2 separate regions of the Mus musculus genome follow, and region 1 is linked to region 2. A link is a loop called in an ENCODE intact Hi-C map of the cell type or tissue named here. Cell type or tissue: left cerebral cortex. All regions are shown on one strand.

Region 1 (2,500 bases), 1.2 Mb after region 2:
AGATGCCCCTCAACAGAGGAATGGATACAGAAAATGTGGTACATTTACACAATGGAGTACTACTCAGCTATTCAAAAGAATGAATTTATGAAATTCCTAGGCAAATGGATGGACCTGGAGGGCATCATCCTGAGTGAGGTAACCCAATCATAAAAGAACTCTCACAATATGTACTTACTGATAAGTGGATATTAGCCCAGAAACTTAGAATACCCAAGATATAAGATACAATTTGCTAAACGCATGAAACTCAAGAAGAATGAAGACCAAAGTGTGGACACTTTGCCCCTTCTTAGAATTGGGAACAAAACACCCCTGAAAGGAGTTACAGAGACAAAGTTTGGAGCTGAGACGAAAGGATGGACCATCTAGAGACTGCCATATCCGGGGATACATCCCATAATCAGCCTCCAAACACTGACACCATTGCATATACTAGCAAGATTTTGCTGAAAGGACCCAGATATGGCTGTCTCTTGTGAGACTATGCCGGGGCCTGGCAAACACAGAAGTGGATGCTCACAGCTATTGAATGGATCACAGGGCTCCAATGGAGGAGCTGAAGGGATCTGCAATCCTATAGGTGGAACAACAATATGAACTAACCAGTACTCCCAGGAGCTCGTGTCTCTAGCTGCATATGAATCAGAAGATGGCCTAGTTGGCCATCAGTGGAAAGACAAGCCCATTGGTCGTACAAACTTTATATGCCTCAGTACAGGGGAATGCCAGAGCCTAGAAGTGGGAGTGGGTGGGTGGGGGAGTAGGGGAGGGAGTGTATGGGGGACTTTTGGGATAGCATTGGAAATGTAAAAGAAATAAATACCCAATTTAAAAAAAAAAGAAGGCAAAAAAAAAAGAAAAAGAAAAAGAAAAAGAAGATGTTCTCTTCCAAAGGAATGGAAATAAAGAATAAGGTTGCTGCTGACTGCACATGGAATACTCATCTTTTCTCATGTATGCTTGTTTAAAACAAGAGGGCTTAAAAGCTCTGTCTGGTATTGTGTTCCCAAATGTGATAACTAATGACCTCTTATGATTTTTCTTTCACTTTATATGAGAACAACTTATCAAATGTTATCCTTTTTTTCCACTGTTAGTTTCTCAGCCTTTCATGCTTTGCTGCATCTTTTTGCTTTTTATTCCAGGAGAGGAAAGCAACGATCTAATGCTCCTAACGCCTCTTAACCATGCAGCTGGTTCAGATTTTCTTTTCTCTTCGTTTCTATCATTTGAGGTTAGGTACATGATCAGAAGGCACCTTAGACAAGGCAGATAACTATGACCTCTGTCCATGGCCTGCAGGAAGGAGCAAGCCTTTGCTTTGGAAGGAGTGGAGTGGGCCTTATACAAACACTGCAATCTTAGTCTATAGAAACGGACTATACTCAAAAACATTGCCTTGCTTAATTACCAATCTCATGGTGTGTTAAATATCTAAAAATAACTATCCATTGTCCTTCTTTGCTGAGAGTTGAAATCACAGCAGGAGGGCCATGAAGAGAGAAGATGTTTTTAAAACTTGGATAGTTTCCCAGGATTTTTTTTTTTTTAAGATTCCTACTTTCCAAAAATACAAGGTAACTTCAGTGATTTTCCAAGCTGTTATGGGGGTTGGAAAGAGCAAGTTGGCATATTCTCTGCCCCCTTAGGGCACAGGGTTATCTGCCTTCCTTCCCAGTTTAGCAGCCCATGTATGCATTTTGTTAACAGAAATTCGGGTGTTCTAAACTCAGTAGCCATCAACATAAACCCTGTAGCTCAGGATTAGAAAATATGTTTTGGGGGAGCCTGATTTTCTTAAAATATACCCATTATTAGAAACCACTACTGTTTTGCGAAAACATTTCATCTAACAACATTTCTTTTTTAAATAATATTGCCTGGTTCTTTTCCAGCTTTGTAAACTATGGCCAAGAGCAGCCGCAACAGCCACAGTAATGGCAGGAGGCACTTCCAGCCCCGGGCTCTGTTTCTTTTAGTGTGTAGAGTAGCTGGCATCCTGATGTCAGCTGAATTTTTCAGAATTTGCATTCTTTATTTCTATTCTTTATTATTTATGCATATTAATTGTACAGATCACTAGGTTTCACTATGACCTTTCTATACATGATTATATAGTCCTTTGGTCATATATAACCCTTCCTATATCTTAATTACTATAGAATGACCACCTGTTTCTGAGATTTGAAAGCTTGAATGCAGGTATTGTTGGGTATAGGATTAATTTTCACAGTCATGTCCTACCTATGGATAGCAGCACTCTAAAGTTTACAAAACATTTTCCTATATGGCCTACATTCCTCTCAAATTCAGGTTGCACAAGATTAAGAGGTGTGTGCAATCTGATTGGGGAGACAACATTAGAACACATTCAGTTTTGGTTTTTTGTTTGTTTGTTTGTTTTTGTTTTTTTCAGCTGATGAGGTAGTATTTACCTAATACTCCACCGGGCATTGTGCAACATTTTACATGTTTTGCCTTCTGTGAGCCTCAGAAA
Region 2 (2,500 bases):
GTTAAAATGCTTACTTGGGACAAACACTGAAAATTAATATGCTAAAAGTATATTGCTTTCAGAGAGGGGATATGTTACTTCAATGATAACTTCTCCCAGATTGCTTTAGTGCAGTTACTAAGTTGGTTGTAGCTAACCCTAGGAAATAGCCTACACTGTGTGTAAGGTGAGTTAGAATCTGAGGTAAAAAAGAGTCTGTCACCCAAGCCCTGCCCCCACAACCCAACAAACAAATCAGCTTTCAATAGAAGAGTGATACAAGAATTTCCATTTCAATAATGTCATCAAGATGAAAATTGTAGCTTTTCCTGTAAAGGGAAAAGATGCTGACATCTGATAATTTCTGACTCCATGCTGGTTCTAGATGGATTTGGAGAATGGATCCCATCTGAAAAAGCAATACAGAGCTATCGAACTGATCCTGAAGTCACCACAGAGGACAGTACTCTTGGACCCTAGATCAACAGAGGAAATTTCATTCCTTTCCTGTCAACATGTAATTCAAAAAGCTACACTAAAGGTAAAATCTAGACACAGCGCTCAAAGGAGGATATGGGAATTCCTTTGATAAGAGTCAACAATACAGTATTTCTGGGTTCCCAGCCTTGGACCTGTAGCTGATGTACTAAGAGGAGGTCTCCACACAGATGACATTTTATAGTTCAAATGAGAAGCAAGTATCCAGCTTTATAGACCTGACAAAAACAGATAGATTTGCAGTTGGCTGAAGAGATGGTAGATTTATGCGTTTAAGAAACATGATGATGGCTTGAGGAATACTGAAGAGTTCTTTGTACTAAAATATATTGAGTTGGGCCTGATGGCACATGCACTCAGGACACAGAGAGAGATGAGTCTCTGTGAGTTCGAGGCCAGCCTGGTCTACAGAGAAGATTCCAGGACAGCTAGGGCTGCACAGAAAAACCCTGTATCAAATAAAATTCTATCTGTCTGCCTGCCTGCCTCTCTGTCATCTATCTATCTATCTATCTATCTATCTATCTATCTATCTATCTATCTATCTATCTATCTATCTATCTATCTTTCTTCAGTCTTTCTTACAAAAATAATGGGTTTCTTCATGTCATTATGATGTGTGCATGTCTCTCACTGCGACCATAGCCACCTGCAGCTTTCTGACACATCCTTTAGGAAAGAGGGTAGGAAATTGAAACAGCAAACAGCACAGCAGGATTTTAACAGTGTTGTCTATTTCTAGTGTTCTCTGTTTTATAGTTATTTAGTTAGCCCAGACCAGACTGTGGAGCAGTGTATTTAAATGCCACATTTTAAGGATGTATTTACCATATTCAAGTCTGTATTTACCATATTGACTTTTAAACTTTCAGTTCTGGGAAGTTAGAGTGGCAACACATGTGACAGGCAGCAGTAACCCTTATTGTGTGGCTCACGTTCTCGCCTGCTCTTCTCACACATGGAGATAGCCATCTGTAGCTGTCTATCTCTTGGTTACCACTCCAGATAGCTCCTTGGCGGACCTCAAGAGCCATCTCGAGCAGGCTCTCTACTCATCTCTGCAGCTCTGAGTTGCAGCTGGGTGCTATGTAGGCTGCATCTGTGCTTTCTGTGGATGAGTCAGTTCTTTTCTCTGGAGGCAGCAGTCCCTGATGTTGTAGACGTTCCCACTGCTGTTAATCTCTGGAACTCCAATGGAGAGACTATAGAAATCTAACTACACAATAAGTGGCCAGGAAGACACTCAGAGAAAGGCAAAGAATGCCTTCATTTCTAGATAGCAAAGTAACTGTATCACCCTTCTTCAAGGTACTCACCCTGCTTCGGGTGCTGTGGGTCAGGGTGATCAGGAGACTTATGGACTATCTCCCATTACACGTATGCAATTCATCACAAAATAGAACTATACCAAAAGCATTATATAAGGAGGTGGTAATGTAACCTGAAGCCAAAGAGGTGGAAATTTGTGTGAGCGTCAATGGAAGAGGAAACTGTGAGAATTAGTTTTGTGACAGAATTAGACATCACTTCTCCCAATTTACTAAGTCCAGCTCTTGATTTGTTACCATGGCGATCAAAATATGAGCACAGGGCAGGGAGTCTATCCTGATGGCATGACATTGACTTTAACCATTCCCTACAACACATCATGTGAATAATAAATTGGCAAGTACATCATTGCTGATAAAAGTCTAAAAATGTTTGGGATAAAAACGAGGCGTCCCTGATGACCATGTATGTTGAAGTCCCACAAGAAGTATTCTTGAATCTGTTGTAGTGAGCATATCCTTCCTGTGTTTGTCATAAACTCTTGGCTCATCTGGTCTGAGGATCATTTACCCAGAAGGGGGCAGACTATTTAGCATCCTAACCTGTGTTTGGAGTTAACAGAAGAGAACTAGAGAAAAATGTGATTTCTGTGCTCTGTGATGCTTTTTTCATGAGGGTGAGGTCTGCAGTCAGCCTTTGCTTCCCGAGTCAATTTACACTTCAGCCTAAAAGTGATGAGATGTGTAGTCTTGGT

What was found. Hi-C counts contacts between places; a loop is a spot of excess contacts. Peaks named below come from ENCODE experiments on the same cell type or tissue, not always from the same donor. Only the 100,000 strongest peaks of a DNase experiment are listed, where the experiment ranks them.
Region 1: a loop joins it to region 2, with 13 times the contacts of the local background. A loop is called at or near these places in 4 of 42 quality-filtered maps.

What each region holds. Positions count from the first base shown.
Region 1 is chr8:28,509,512-28,512,011 of GRCm38, forward strand. No RefSeq gene overlaps it. Among named protein-coding and RNA genes, the nearest start is that of Gm26795, 83 kb to the right of the region's middle. In left cerebral cortex, no CTCF peak of the experiment used is centred here; a DNase peak (open chromatin) is centred at 1,522.
Region 2 is chr8:27,299,758-27,302,257 of GRCm38, forward strand. No RefSeq gene overlaps it. Among named protein-coding and RNA genes, the nearest start is that of Eif4ebp1, 41 kb to the left of the region's middle. In left cerebral cortex, no CTCF peak of the experiment used is centred here; a DNase peak (open chromatin) is centred at 1,551.